Regions from separate parts of the Homo sapiens genome. Here region 2 is linked to region 1. A link is an interaction called in ENCODE POLR2A ChIA-PET data of the cell type or tissue named here. Cell type or tissue: GM12878. All regions are shown on one strand.

Evidence for each region. ChIA-PET counts read pairs that join two places held together with the same protein. Peaks named below come from ENCODE experiments on the same cell type or tissue, not always from the same donor. Only the 100,000 strongest peaks of a DNase experiment are listed, where the experiment ranks them.
Region 2: POLR2A ChIA-PET joins it to region 1 with 5 read pairs; 4 of 35 experiments call an interaction of 5 or more read pairs at or near these places.

What each region holds. Positions count from the first base shown.
Region 1 is chr22:40,515,948-40,523,947 of GRCh38, reverse strand. All of the region lies in intron 3 of MRTFA (myocardin related transcription factor A), which reads left to right. It overlaps MRTFA-AS1 (MRTFA antisense RNA 1), which reads right to left and starts at 2,148. Exons shown (of 4, transcript NR_109965.1): 1 at 975-2,148; 2 at 508-582; 3 at 230-423. In GM12878, no CTCF peak of the experiment used is centred here; a DNase peak (open chromatin) is centred at 4,172; H3K4me3 peaks cover 703 bases; H3K27ac peaks cover 1,312 bases.
Region 2 is chr22:40,410,997-40,418,996 of GRCh38, reverse strand. It overlaps MRTFA (myocardin related transcription factor A), which reads left to right. Exons shown (of 15, transcript NM_020831.6): 12 at 1-623; 13 at 1,504-1,656; 14 at 1,951-2,011; 15 at 7,090-8,000. The coding sequence ends at 7,607. Among named protein-coding and RNA genes, the nearest start is that of SGSM3, 44 kb to the right of the region's middle. RefSeq lists enhancers at 2,107-2,606, 3,312-3,711, 4,592-4,741 and a silencer at 6,372-6,471. In GM12878, no CTCF peak of the experiment used is centred here; a DNase peak (open chromatin) is centred at 6,316; H3K4me3 peaks cover 1,587 bases; H3K27ac peaks cover 3,610 bases.

The DNA of each region.
Region 1 (8,000 bases):
TATTAATTAAACTTGATTTTTTGAACTGTTTTCTTAGTATATTCTCTTGGGAATCGATAAGATTATATTCCTCAAATCAGTGCCATAAGACTAATTTATTTGGTTATGTAAAGTACTGAAAACTTAGGTATCAACATTAATTAGGTTACTCAAACAGATACTATGTCCGTATTCTTCTAATACCTTGCTACTCAAAGTATGTTCCAAGGTCTGGCAGCCTTTGTATCACCTGGAAGCCTATTAGGAATGCAGAATCTCAGACGCCACCTCAGACCTGCGGAATCACAATCTGTTTTAAAAAGATTATTTGCCGGGTGCAGTGGCTCACAGCTGTAATCCCAACACTTTGGGAGGCCAGGGTGGGCAGATTGCTTGATGTCAGAAGTTTGAGACCAGCCTAGGCAACATGGTGAAACCTCATCTCTACAAAAAATGCAAAAATTAGGCAGGCATGGTGATACACACCTGTAGTCCCAGATACTTAGGGGGCTGAAGTGGGAGGCTCACTTGAATTTGGGAGGTCAAGGCTGCAGTGAACCGTGTTTGCACCACGGTATTCCAGCTGGGCCACAAAGTGAGACCCTATCTCAAAAAAAAGATTGTCACATGCATATTAAAGTTGAGAAGTTCAGTTCCAAAAGATATTTTATTTTTATTTCCCAAGATGCTATGAGATGTGTTGGATTTATATGTGGGATTTATATGATGTCTAATTAGTATGGAAGAATAGGGTAAAACAGGAAACAAAAAAGAAAACCTGCTCCTGGTATAGTTCTCTGTGTTAGATAAACGTTCACAATTTGACAACTTTTTTTTTTTTTTGCCATTTTTCTTCATTTTTCAAAGAAAGAACAAATAGGCTTATTTTTGGCATTCTAGAATGTTTAACTGGGAAGGATCTTAGACATGACCTGATAACAAACCTTGGTTTTACAGGTGAACAGACGGGGGGCTAAGAATGTTAAGTGACTTACCCAAGATCATATAGCGTGGACTCCCTGTGACCTGATTTTCAAACTACTGATCTTTGGAACTCCTGTGCTACCCCTCTGTGTTGCTGAAGGCCATCTATTCTTAGTTGGTTCTATTGATGTTGGTTGAAACCATCCCGAACATACCTGTGGCTAGGCACAGTGGCTCACGTCTGTAATCCCAGCACTTTGGGAGGTTGAGGGGGGCGGATCACTTCAGGTCAGGAGTTGGAGTCCAGCCTGGCCAACATGATGAAACCCCATCTCTGCTAAAAATACAAAAATTAGCAAGGCATGGTGGTGCACACCTGTGACTCTAGCTACTCGGGAGGCGGAGGCAGGAGAATTGCTTGAACCCTGGAGGCAGAGGTTGCAGTGAATTGAGACCACACCACTGCACTCCAGCCTGGGTGACAGAGTGAGACCCTGCCTCAAAACAAAACAAAACAACCATCCTGCACAATTATGAGTGAGAGTAAATCCAACACATCTCACAGCATCTTGGGAAAATGATAAGGCTCACTTTCTTCTTTCCCTTCAGTGTGAACTCATGTAATAACTTCAGAGAAAGGCATTTCCCTGCTGTCTGGAAGTTGAACTCCTTCTACAAACTGGTGGAGCTTGCTGCCCAGTCCTGTGCCCTCCGAGCTGAGGGGAAGGCGTGGGGATTTTCTGTTCTACTGAAATGGCAGGATTATGTCATAGCAGTGGTTTTGAGTGTTTAGAGGTAGTGTTATTTTAATTATTTTTCTAACTCTGGTTTAAATAAAAACTTACAAATCAGGAAAGAACTGGCTATCTGTATGTTAAAAAAATTAAGAGAGGGCTGGGTGCAGTGTCTCACGCCTGTAATCCCAACACTTTGGGAGGCCGAGGTGGGTGGATCACGAAGTCAGGAGATCGAGACCATCCTGGCCAACCAACATGGTGAAACCCCGTCTCTACTAAAAATACAAAAATTAGCTGGGCGTGGTGGCGTGCGCCTGTAATCCCAGCTACGCAGGAGGCTGAGGCAGGAGAATCGCTTGAACCTGGGAGGCGGAGGTTGCAGTGAACCGAGATTGTGCCAGTGCACTCCAGCCTGGCCAACAGAACAAGACTCCGTCTTAAAAAAAAAAAAAGGAGAGAGAGAGAGGGAACATTGACTCTTACCTTGTACCATCCCAAAAATTCATTTGAGGCCGGGTGTGGTGGCTCATGCCTGTAATCCCAGCCCTTTGTGAGGTCAAGGTGGGTGGATCGCTTGCGATCAGGAGTTGGAGACCAGCCTGGCCAACATGGTAAAACCCTATCTATACTAAAATACAAAAATTGGCCAGGCGTGGTAGCGGGCACACATAGTCCCAGCTACTTGGGAAGCTGAGGCAGGAGAATTGCTTGAACCCAGGAGGCAGAGGTTGCAGTGAGCCAAGATTGCACCCCTGCATTCCAGCCTGGGTGACAGAGTGAGACTCTGTCTCATAATTAATTAATTAATTAATTAATTCAGGCTGTGGGATACTGCTCAGCAACTTTTAAAAAGGGGCAAACTTTAAACGTTTTAGAAATAAAACACCCTGAATGACTCTTGAGAATTACTCTGAGTGAAAAAAGCCAATCCTAAAATGTTACCTATTGTATGATTCTATTTATATAACATTCTTGAAATGACAAAATTATAGATATGAAGCACAGATTGGTTCTTCATATTGTCAGGGCCTGTGGATGGTGTGGGGCTGAAAGTAGATGTGGCTATAAAAGGTCAACATGAGGGATCCTCAGGGTGATGGAAATGTGTATGTTGACTAACAGTGCCAGTATTCTGGTTGTAATATTGTACTGTAGTTTTGCAAGATGTTATCATTGGAGGGAACTGAGTAAAGGATACATGAGCTCTTTGTATTATTTATTATGTGAATCTATAATTATCTCAGAATGAAAAGTTTATACATGAGCTGTTTATTATTTCTTATTATGTGAATCTATAATTATCTCAGAATGAAAAGTTTAAAAACTACAATTTGGCAGCTTTTCAAAAAGTTAAACATAGATCCTGTGACCTAGCAATTCTACTTCTAGATATATATCCTAGAAAACTGAAAACATTTGTCTGTGTATTTTTACACAGACAAATGTTCATAGCAGCTTTTTCAAAATAGCTAAAAAGTGGAAACAACCCACATGTCTTTCAGTTGATGAATAAACAAAATATGGTATATCCATACAATGGAATATTATTCACTCATAAAAAGAAATCACTGTTGATATATGTTATAAAATGAATGAACCTTGGCCTTGTGTGGTGGCTTATGCCTATAATCCCAGTACTTTGGGAGGCCAAGGCAGGTGGATCGCTTGAGCCCAGGAGTTTGAGACCAGCCTGGGCAACATGGCGAAACCTATGTCTACTAAAAATACAGAAAAATTAGCCAGGCTGGTGGCATGTGCCTATAGTCTCAGCTACTCGGGAGGCTGAGGCACAACAGTCGCTTGAACCTGGGAGATGGAGGTTGCAGTGAACGGGGATCAAGCCACTTGCACTCTAGCCTGGGTGACAGAACGAGACTCGTCTTAAAAAAAAAAATGATGAACCTTAAAAACATTTTCCAAATGAAAGGACATAGACATAAAAGGCCACATATTGTGTGATTCCATTTAAATGAAATGTCCAGAACAGGAAATGGAGAGTGACTGCTGATGGATACAGGGTTTATTTTTGGGGCAATGAAAATGTTCTGGAATTAGTTGCGATAAACTATGGAATTATGCACTTTGAATGGTTGAATTTTATAGTATGTGAATTGTATCTCAATTTTTTAAATTGTGTGAGGAAAAAAATTCAGGTTTCTCTAGAGTGACAGCAGATCAGTGATTGCCTGGGGCTGGAAGTGGAAGGAGAAATTGAATACAAAGGGACACAAGAAAACCCTAGGGATGAAAATATATCTCTTTATTGTCGTGGTTATACAGGCATATGCAATTGTCAGAACGCTTTGAATTGTACACTAGGTGAAGTTTATTGTGTCTGAATTGAAGTTCAATAAAGTTAGTTTTTAAAACTTATAATAAAATTATCTCTAGTTGTTGTAAGCTTAAAATGACCTTTAGGTTAAAATTATCTTATCTCTTATTAATTATAAGGCCAACAACTATTGCAAAAATTACCTCATAGAGTCTGACTTCCGTTGCTAGTTTCTATCCAGTTTCCAAAGTGAAACTAGATTGATCACTTTCACTCAGACTTTGCTCTTAGGCGTTTGTACTAGCCTGACTCCATTATTGTGCTTTTCAGAACCCATGAGTGGGTGTGATTGTTATAACATTTTTTTTAAGTTTATGGAACATTCTATTGCTTTTATTTCTTTTTTGCTTTTATGTACAACAGAAAAATGTCTCAAATTGGGTATAACAAATCAGCGTGATTGCCTTTCACCTCCACTTTGGAGTGCTTTGAGCCAGTTTGGACACAAGGAGGTTGGAGTTAAAATGACTCCTGAAGGAAGTAAGCAAGCATGAGAAGAGAGGGCAGCACTGGTAGGTAACGCTAAAACAACATCGCCTTCATCTCTCAACCCTGATCTCTTTCCAAGAAGTGAGCTGACTAAATGAAATATTACACAAAACCCTCCAAGGTTTGAGAAGAGTTCTAGAGGGTAGTCTCTAAGTGAGAAGGACCATCTCTATAGGTGGCCCTGAGTTTTATCCTCAAATTTCCTTCTACGCCATGTACCCATCCTCACTCATTTTTCGGGTCCCACCAAGCCTAAACTCAGGGGTAGTTTTCCATTTAAAATTCTGCCTCACAGGTGGACACATCTTTTTTATTGTTTCCCTTAAGCACAGATTAGACTAACTTTATTAAAAGAGATCATGCAGGAGCATCCCTTGAGACCGGGAGGCAGAGGTTGCGGTGAGCCAAGATCCTGCCACTACACTCTGGCTTGGGCAACAGAGTGAGACCCTGCTTCAAAAAAAAAAAACCCCAAAAACAAAACCACCACCACCACCACCAAAAGCCTCCAAAACAAAAATCACGAAAACATAAAAGAGACATATGTCTAGAATATCGAATTCTAAGTGGATTTTGTAAGAATTCCAGCAAAAATAAATATATTTAAAATGATAATAGCTAACACTTAGAGTTTACAGTGCATGAAGAGGAAAGACAGACACTGGTTTTTTTTTTTTTTTTTTTTTTTTTTGGAGACAGAGTCTCACTCTGTCGCCCAGGCTGGAGTGCAGTGGCATGATCTTGGCTCACTGCAACCTACGCATCCTGGGTTCACGCCATTCTCCTTCCTCAGCTTCCTGAGAAGCCGGGACTACAGGTGCCCGCCACCACACCCAGCTAATTTTTTTTGTATTTTTAGTAGAGACGGGGTTTCACCTTGTTAGCCAGGATGATCTCGATCTTCTGACTTTGTGATCCGCCCACCTCGGCCTCCCAAAGTGCTGGCATTACAGGCGTGAGCCACCGTGCCTGGCCTGTTTTGTTTTTTTCTGTACTCTACTACTCCTTTCAACACTCCACCTCTGATGACATCAGATGTGTAGGTTTTGTTTTTTTTTTTCCCTCACCAACAACCAATTCTCCAACCATCTGGTCACCAACTGGATATTCTACAATTTAACTCAATTATGACATTAATTCCCTGGAGTTAGTGCAGACCCCCACAGGTTAAGGGCTCAGGCCCACAAGATTTCCCTGAACTTCAGATGCCGATCGATAGTGGTGGGTCCTCAGGTTATCCACAACTTCTGTCTGAGTTGGCTACAAATCAGAGGTTTCCACAAGCCTCTCCTCAGGTTGGATCATTTGCTAGAACGACTCACAGAACTTATGAAGGCCCTTTACTTAAATTTGTCAATTTATTATAAAGGATAAAACTCAGGAACAGCCAAATGGGAGAGAAGCATAGGGTGAGCTATGAGGGGGTTATGTGATGCTCCCATGCCTTCTCTGGGCATACGACCCCCAGAGCACCATCTGGGTTTATCAGTCTGGAAGCTCTCCAAACCCTGTCCTTTTTGGTTTCTATGGAGTCTTCATCATGTAGGCATGATTAATGACATCATTGGCCATTGATGAGTAGGTCAATCTCCAGCCCCTCTTGCATCCCCAGAAGTCAGAGTATGGTGGGGCTGCAAGTTCTAATCCTCTAACACATGATTGTTTTCCCTGGCAGCCAGCCCTCATCCATAAGGGCTTTCCAAAGTCAGCTCATTAACATAAACTCAGGTTTGGTTGAAAGGGACCTGTTATGAATAACAAAAGACGACTCCTTTTACCTTTGTTATTCTTAGGAAATTTCAAGGTCCAATTTTAGGACCTCGGTGCCAGGAGTGAAGACAAAGACCAAATATATATTTATTATAAATCACAACATTGCAGTGTGGCAGACCGTGTACCAAGCTCCTTACGTATATTAACTCTTATTCTTTGCAACAACTATGTGAGATGGGTGCTCTTATCCCATTTTACGGCTAAGATTGTACCCAGCTGGCCTGGGTTAAGAATCTGTGCTCTTTACCACTATACTATATTGCCTTTCATGTGAACTTCAAGCCCTTTTTCGGACCCTGTATGTTAGCTGTTGATAGGCTGTTCTAACTTGTCGAGGTTCCTTTGCTCCATTCTCCCAGTACTTAGCCTACCTGACTTTTTAGTCCCCCTTCCCTTCCTGTTTTATCTTTCCCTGCCAGAACACTACAACGTAAATGTAAAAAACAAAAAAACCTCCAACTTTTTCTTCTTTTAGAATATGTATTTTAAGGGGCCAGGCACAGTGACTCACACCTGTAATCCCAGCACTTTGGGATGCCAAGGCAGGAGGATTGCTTGAGTCCAGGAGCTCTAGAACAGCCTGGGCAACATAGTGAGACTGCCATTTCTACAAATAATGAAAAATTAGCCAGGCGTGGCAGTGCACACCTATAGTCCCAGCTGCTTGGGAGGCTGGGGCAGGAGAATTGCTTGAGCCCAGAAAGTCGAGGCTGCCGTGAGCTGTGATTGCACCACTGCACTCCAGCCTGGGTGACAGAGTGAGAGCCTGTCTCAAAAAAAGGAAAAAAAAAAGAAAAAAATTATGTTGTCCTAGACCTTCTTTCTGCATAGGAATGGCCTTCTTTTTTAAAAAATAAATTTGACATTTAAAAAAAGCTCTTGTACGATGAGCCCTAACCTTTGCATAGAAGCTTCCTTGTTTTTAACTGTGACTGTTGTACCTGTTCACAAGGATTAGAAGGGATGCTGTTTTGAATTACAGTCTAGTAATATTTCTGACTCTATACCTATGGCCAAAACCAGTGTCATATGCTTGAAACTAAGGAAAACTTCTAGCGTGTCTTGCCATAAACGTACATTAGACATTTTTTCCGTTGTAGCTAATAGTTTCTGTGGGTTGGAATTAAAATTAAACCTGTATATCTTTAGAGTAGGAACATTTGCTGTGTGAAGGTCCTTGTTGGCTCTGGTAAGAAAAAAGTTCCCTTGCTTATTCTCTTCCTTCTCTTCTGAGAAGGCTTTCAGAAACTTTTTTTTTTTTTCTTTTTCCTTTTTTTTTTTTTTTTTTTTTCTTGAGGCAGTCCCTCGCTCTGTGTCCCAGGCTGGAGTGTGATGGTGTAATCTTGGCTCACTGCAACCCCCACCTGCCAGGTTCAAGTGATTCTCCTGTCTCAGCCTCCCAAGTAGCTGCGACTACAAGGCACCTGCCACCACAGCCGGCTAATTTTTGTATTTTTAGTAGAGGCAGGATTTCGCCATGTTGCCCAGGCTGGCCTCGAACTCCTGACCTCAAGTGATCCACCCACCTTGACCTCCCAAAAGTGTTGGGATTACAGGCATGAGCCACCGTGCCTAGCCCAGAAACTTCTTAACAGCTGAGTTTTATATCAGCTAAGTCAGTCCTTGAGATGTTTGCAAATAATCTTCCATTGCTTTATCCTGAAGATCCTCTTGCATGTAGGCTTTTGGTCAACCGATTCAATGTTACTAAATATATGTTTAATCCCAACTAAGGTAGGTAGTTTGGATGTTTTTAGAAAAGTTTG
Region 2 (8,000 bases), 100 kb after region 1:
CATCACCTCTGACGCAGCTGACCCTGCAGGCCTCGCCACTGCAGATCCTCGTGAAGGAGGAGGGCCCCCGGGCCGGGTCCTGTTGCCTGAGCCCTGGGGGGCGGGCGGAGCTAGAGGGGCGCGACAAGGACCAGATGCTGCAGGAGAAAGACAAGCAGATCGAGGCGCTGACGCGCATGCTCCGGCAGAAGCAGCAGCTGGTGGAGCGGCTCAAGCTGCAGCTGGAGCAGGAGAAGCGAGCCCAGCAGCCCGCCCCCGCCCCCGCCCCCCTCGGCACCCCCGTGAAGCAGGAGAACAGCTTCTCCAGCTGCCAGCTGAGCCAGCAGCCCCTGGGCCCCGCTCACCCATTCAACCCCAGCCTGGCGGCCCCAGCCACCAACCACATAGACCCTTGTGCTGTGGCCCCGGGGCCCCCGTCCGTGGTGGTGAAGCAGGAAGCCTTGCAGCCTGAGCCCGAGCCGGTCCCCGCCCCCCAGTTGCTTCTGGGGCCTCAGGGCCCCAGCCTCATCAAGGGGGTTGCACCTCCCACCCTCATCACCGACTCCACAGGGACCCACCTTGTCCTCACCGTGACCAATAAGAATGCAGACAGCCCTGGCCTGTCCAGTGGGAGCCCCCAGCAGGTACCTGGGTATGGGAGGAACCGGGCAGGGCCCAGAGGAGGGTGGGAAGAGCGTCTCGCTACAGCCCTCTTGGGCCAGGGGACCCCTCGTGCTGGACATTTTGTGTTTGCTTCATTTAATCTTCCTTCACCAGGGGGGTACTGAGACTTAGGAAAGTTAAGGGACCTGCCTCAGACCCCCTAGCTGTAGGGCGGAGCCATTGGTGAGCTCCCCACCTCTCTGGCTGTTGAGACTAGAACATTTCGGCACCTCAGCAGCAGGACTCCTGAGCAGCCCGTACCCAGGCTGGGCCTGCCCTAGTGCTGCTCTGTGGGGAGTGGCCAGTGAAGGTCAGAGGTAGCCTGCCCCGGGGAGAGGCTGTGGGGTCCTCTGGCCAGGATCCAGCTCAGGGTCCTCTCCTCAGAGAGGCTAGCTGTCCCCACCAAGGTGTCAGCAGCGGAAAGCTCCCTCAGCAGACCCTCTCTCAGCCCAGGCCACAGGTGAGGCTGCCCTAAGGCTTTATGTAGCCTCGTGGTCCTGCAGAACTTGGGGGTAGAGAAGACAGTGACAGGAACAGGTACCTCAGGATAGGAGACAGGGGTCCCTGAGCAGCCCCAAGCAGAGAAAGAAGCTGCAGAAATCTCAGGGGGTGACCAGCCCAGCCCAGAGACCTCTCCCAAACCTCAAGGGGCCAGGCACCCCCTGCAGGGTTGAGGGCCCCCCATCCTGTATTCCTTCCTACCTAGTGGCTTTCATGAAAGCTCCCTAAAAGCCAGTGCCTCCCATCTTCCCTCCTAGAGTGTGAGAGGCCCTGGCCCTATCCCCGCCCCCCGCCCCCTACAAGGCAGGTCTGCACCCCCAGCCCCCTGGCCACTGGTCCTCTCCCTGCTCTCCTGTCCAGCCCTCGTCCCAGCCTGGCTCTCCAGCGCCTGCCCCCTCTGCCCAGATGGACCTGGAGCACCCACTGCAGCCCCTCTTTGGGACCCCCACTTCTCTGCTGAAGAAGGAACCACCTGGCTATGAGGAAGCCATGAGCCAGCAGCCCAAACAGCAGGTGAGGAAGGCGGGCTAGGCCTGGCTAGTGTTGGCAGCTGCCCTAGGCTGCTGGGCTGAGGCTCCTACAGCCCCACCCGGAGGAATAGGGGGCAGGCGAAGCCCAGCTTCAGGGTCAGAGAGGCCTTGGGGAGTGGGTTGTTAGGGGACGGGCTCCAGGAGTCCGGGCACGCCCATGGGTCCTGTGGATCTGGCTGCTTATTCTGGGGCAGAGGGAGGGGCCTCATTCGTAGTTCGGGCTGGGAGCCCCCATTCAAGATTTTTATCTCTTTTTTTTTTTTCCTTTGTCCCACAGGAAAATGGTTCCTCAAGCCAGCAGATGGACGACCTGTTTGACATTCTCATTCAGAGCGGAGGTAACCCCAGGTCCCCTGCTGCCTCCCTGACGGCCTTCTCTGTTCATAGGTGTCTCTAGCCCTGGGTTGGTTTGTTTTTATTGAATGCTTCCGTGCGTGACCAGTCTTGGGCAAGCACTGTGGATGCAGTGGTGGCTGTGAGCCCTCCCGTCTCCAAGGCCTGGGCGAGAGGACCAGGGAAGGTGCCGTCCTTCAGCTGGAAGCACTGCCCCAAGGCCCTCGCCTCCCAACGAACAGAAGAGACATTTGCCCTTGTGGAGCTCACAGTGCAGCCTGGGGAGGTGGACAACAAATATAAGAAATAAGCAGATCATATGGAAGATCCGAGAGGAGCCTTAGGACAAAAATGGAGGAGAGGGAGAGGTCTGGGGAGCCTGGTGGGGAAGGTCCAGGATGTCTCCTGTGAGCAGGGGCAGCTGTGTGCATCTGTGCGGCCTCGGGAGTACCTGGCGGGTTGGAGTGGAGTTGAGGAAAGGGGAAGAAGGCCTTCATGGCCAGATCATGCGTGGCCTCCTGGGCACCAGGGCAGGGTGGCTTTGGCTCCATTGTGTGGGAAGCCATCGCACAGCCTTGAGCAGAAAAGGCCTGGTCTGATGCAGGACCCAGGCGATAGTAGCCGTGCAAGGGCAGAAGCAGGGAGCCCCAGGTTGGGGGGCGACTGGAGAGCTGGGCTTTGGCCCAGCAGGCAGCAGTGGCGGGCAGAGGAGCGGCTGGAATCAGCCCCATTTGGAGAGAGCCAGGTTGGTGTCTTTATGGATGAAGTGGGGGGAGAGGGAAGGAACAGCCAAGGATGACTTCAAGGGCTGTGGCCTAAAGGGCCAGGGTGGAGTGGCCATTGATGGGGTGAGCTGGGGAGGGGGCACGTGTGGGACCACATTGCGCGGTCCCTGATGGGGTGTGTCACGAGACCGAATGGAGGGTTCACAGGGACAGTTGACATCAAGTGGCATTTGTGAGAGAGGTCTGGGCTGGAGGTAGGAGTTGGAGTGTTGTCACATCTAGATTGGCAGTTGGAGCTGGGAGGCTGCCGAGGGTGTGAGGTGGGGGAGCAGAGGTTGGGGCTAAGCCCAGCCTTGGGGGTCGGGAGGACAAGTAGTGGCAGGGTGCGGTGTCCTGGAATCCAGCCGTGACCAAGGGAGCTGAGGACCGAGGCCTGGACACGGAAGGTAGGCATCATGGGCACAACAGGAAGTCCATGAGAGGCCTGGGAGCAGGGTGGGGGTGGCCGTAGAGAGCTCTCTGGGAGGTTCCCCTGCAGAGGGGAAGAAGGAGGTAGGGCAGATGCTGGGCAGGAAATAGCGCGCGTCTGTGTGAGGGGACCCAGCTGGGAGTAGAAGATCCCAGATGACCCCGAGATGGTCCTGGGGAGGAGCTCACTGGCGGCAGCAGGCAAGAAGTCTGGGCCTGTGGTGCCGATGCTGGGTGGTGAGCGTGGACTTCTCTTTGAGTGTCTCAGTGGCTTCAGGAGGAGGAGGAGCGGCTGAGGGGTGCAGGCAAAGTGGGAGCTCAGCCTGGAACCACAGCTCTACCAGAGTAGATGTGATGTTGTGTGAATTTTATTTCAATTTAAGACAAGAGCTCAGTCACTGGTGTTCCTGTGAGGTCTGTAATTCTCAAGCCCTAGGGAGAATCCCTGGGTCCCTGGGGTCTGAGGCGCATCTCTCACCAGTGCAGGTGGCACTGAGGCGGCAGGTATGGGACCCGCTGTGAGGACGGCTGGGCTGGGCGCTCAGGAGCGAGGCCTTGGCGTGAGCTTCAGGAGGTTCCAAGGGAAGGAGGTGCTACCCCAGAGATATTGTTCAAGAAGGAAAAGGGAACAGGCTTTGAACTCTAGCTTCTAAGGGATGGCAGAGAAAGGGAGATGGTGGGTGTGGGTGCTGCCTGCCGCCAAAGGGACACTGAAAAGTGGCCCAAGAGGTGGCAGTGATGCCAGAAGCAGGTGTTTGAGGAGAGAGGTCTGGGCAGGTGGTGGCAGCTGGGCAGGCAGCGACCTCCTTGCCTGGTGAGAGCGGCTGCAGGGCAAAGAGTGCATTCTGCCAGGACAGGGGGGGCCAGAACCCACAGGGTTGGGGAGCAGGCCTGGTTTTTGCATAATTCTTTTTTTAGTTGTGGTGAGATAATAAAATTTGCCATTCTAATCATTTTTTAAATGTACAATCAGAGGTATTAGGTCCATTCACAGTGTTGTGCAACTGTCACCCCTATCCGCTCCAGAACTTCATCACCCCATAAGGAAACTGTACCCATTAGACAGTAACTCCCCATTCTCCCCAACTCCAGCCCTTGGCAGTCCCCATCCCACTTTCTCTATGGATTTGCCTGTCGTGGGGACCTCACAGAAGTAGACTCAGTTTGTCCTTCTGTGTCTGGCTTATTTCACTCAGCATAATGTCCTCAGGGTCCATCTGTGTTGCAGCATGTGTCAGAATTTCACTCTTTTTAAAGGCTGAATCATACCCTGTAGTGTGGATTCACCACATTCTCTTCATCCATTCATCTGTGGCTGGACACCTGGGCTGTTTCCACCCTTTGGATGTTGTGAATGTCAGTGTACAAGTGTCTGTCTTGAGTCCCTGCTTTCAGTTCTGGGCATAAACCTAGGGTTGGAATTGCCGGATCATATGGTAATTTCTTCTTTTTTTTTCCTTGGAGACGGAGTCTGTTGCCCAGATTGGAGTGCAGTAGCACGATCTTGGCTCACTGCAACCTCTGCCTCTGGGGTTCAAGCAATTCTCCTGCCTCAGCTTCTCGAGTAGCCGGGACTACAGGCACCCGCCGCCACGCCCGGCCAATTTTTTGTGTGTTTTTTAGTAGAGACGGGGTTTCACTGTGTTGCCCAGGCTGGTTTTGAACTCCTGAGCTCAGGCAGTCTGCCCGCCTCGGCCTCCCAAAGTGATAGGATTACACGCATGAGCCAACGCACCCCGCCTCATATGGTAACTTCTGTGTTTAACTTTTTGAGGAATCACTAAACTGTGTCCACTGCAGCTGTAACGTTTTACATTCACACTAGCAATGCACAAGGGTTCCAGTTTCTTCACCTCCTCACCAGCACTTCTTATTTTCAATTTTTTGATACAAGCCATCCTAATGGGTGTGAAGTGGTATCTTAGTTTGCATTTCTGTCATTTAGTGACGTGGAACATCTTTTCATGTGCTGCCTGACCATTTGTGTATCTTCTATTGGAGAATGGCCAAGTCCTTTGCACATTTTTTTTGATTTTTTAAAAATTGTGATAAATCGGCTGGGCGTGGTAGCTCACGCCTGTAATCCCAGCACTTTGGGAGGCTGAGGCAGGCAAATCACGAGGTCAGGAGATCGAGACCATCCTGGCTAACATGGTGAAACCCCGTCTTTACTAAAAAATACAAAAAATTTATCCGGGCATGGTGGCGGGCACCTGTAGTCCCAGCACTTTGGGAGGCCAAGGCAGGCGGATCACGAGGTCAGGAGTTCGAGACCAGCCTGACCAACATGGTGAAAAAATTAGCCAGGCATGGTGGCACGTGCCTGTAATCTCAGGAGGGTGAGGCAGGAGAATTGCTTGAAAACGGGAGGCGGAGGTTGCAGTGAGCCAAGATTGCCCCACTGCACTGCAGCCTGGGCAACAGTGAGACTCAAGTCTCAAAAAAAAAAAAAAAATTGTGGTAAAATACACCTAAAATTTACCTTTTTTTGTTGTTGTTTTTTGATAAAGATGGGGTCTTGCCTTGTTGCCCAGGCTGCTCTCAAACTCCTGGCTTGAAGCCAATCCTCCTGTCCCAGCCTCCCAAGTGCTGGCATGACAGGTGTGAGCCACTGTGCCCAACCCATCATAACCTTTTTTTTTTTTTTTTTTTTTTTTTTTGAGACAGGGTGTCACTCTGTTTCCCAGTGTTGGAGTGCAGTGGTGCAATCTTGGCTCACTGCAACCTCCGCCTCCCGGGTTCAAGCCATTCTCCTACCTCAGCCTCCTGAGTAGCTGGGATTACAGGCGTGCACCACCGTGCCCGGCTAATTTTTGTATTTTTAGTAGAGGTCGGGGTTTCACCATGTTAGCCTGGCTGGTCTCGAACTCCTGACCTCAAGTAATCCACCCCACTTGGCCTCCCAAAGTGCTGGGATTACAGACGTGAGCCACTGCACCCAGCCCATTGTAACTAACCATTTTTAAGTGTATGGTTCAGTGGTATTAAATACATTCATAATGTGTACAGCCATCACTGCCATCCATCTCCCTTTCTTTTGATCTCGTAAAACTGAAACTATCCCCATTAAACAGTAACTTCCCATTTGGCCCTTCCGCCAGCCTGTAGCAACTGCCATTCTACTTTCTGTCTCTATGATTTTGACTAAGTGCAATCATGAATTGTCTTTTGTGACAGGCTGTTGCACTAAGCATAGTATCACTTCCTTCATCCATTGATGGACATAGGTTGCTTCCACATTCTACTGTTGTGAATGCACTTATCAACACCTGTGTACAAATACCTGAGACCCTGCTTCCAATTCTTTTGGGTATATGCCCAGCAGTGGAATTGCTAGATCATATGGTAATTCTATTTTTAAGTAAGTAAGTGTTGGAGGAACCTCCATACTGTTTTTCATAGCAGCTGCACCATTTTGCATTTCTACCACAGGGCACAAGGGCTCCAGTTTCTCTGTATCCTCACCAATACTTTCTTAAAAATTTAATTTTACAGTAGCCACTCCAGTGGGTTTGAGGTGTATCTCACTGTGGTCTCCCTCATGACTAGTGATATTGAGCTCTTTTCATGTGCTGTTGGCCATTTGTATATCATCTTTGGAAAAATGTCTGTTCAAATCTTTCTTTTACCTATTCTTGAGTCAAGTTTGGTTTTTTGTTGTTGAGTTTTAGAAGTTCTCTGTGTATTCCGGATATCACTTCTTTATCAAATATGTGATTTGCAAATATTTTTAAAGAGTTTTATAGTCTTAGCTCTTACATTTAAGTAAGTCTTTGATCCGTTTTATTTTTGTAAATGGTGTGACGTTGGGGGGTCCACCTTCATTCTTTTGCATGTAGATATACAGGCTTGGCTTCTGATATCCATTTACTCTCTTGATTGATTGGCAGAAATTTCAGCAGATTTCAAGGAGCCGCCATCCCTGCCAGGGAAGGAGAAGCCATCCCCGAAGACAGTCTGTGGGTCCCCCCTGGCAGCACAGCCATCACCTTCTGCTGAGCTCCCCCAGGCTGCCCCACCTCCTCCAGGCTCACCCTCCCTCCCTGGACGCCTGGAGGACTTCCTGGAGAGCAGCACGGGGCTGCCCCTGCTGACCAGTGGGCATGACGGGCCAGAGCCCCTTTCCCTCATTGACGACCTCCATAGCCAGATGCTGAGCAGCACTGCCATCCTGGACCACCCCCCGTCACCCATGGACACCTCGGAATTGCACTTTGTTCCTGAGCCCAGCAGCACCATGGGCCTGGACCTGGCTGATGGCCACCTGGACAGCATGGACTGGCTGGAGCTGTCGTCAGGTGGTCCCGTGCTGAGCCTAGCCCCCCTCAGCACCACAGCCCCCAGCCTCTTCTCCACAGACTTCCTCGATGGCCATGATTTGCAGCTGCACTGGGATTCCTGCTTGTAGCTCTCTGGCTCAAGACGGGGTGGGGAAGGGGCTGGGAGCCAGGGTACTCCAATGCGTGGCTCTCCTGCGTGATTCGGCCTCTCCACATGGTTGTGAGTCTTGACAATCACAGCCCCTGCTTTTTCCCTTCCCTGGGAGGCTAGAACAGAGAAGCCCTTACTCCTGGTTCAGTGCCACGCAGGGCAGAGGAGAGCAGCTGTCAAGAAGCAGCCCTGGCTCTCACGCTGGGGTTTTGGACACACGGTCAGGGTCAGGGCCATTTCAGCTTGACCTCCTTTTTTGAGGTCAGGGGGCACTGTCTGTCTGGCTACAATTTGGCTAAGGTAGGTGAAGCCTGGCCAGGCGGGAGGCTTCTCTTCTGACCCAGGGCTGAGACAGGTTAAGGGGTGAATC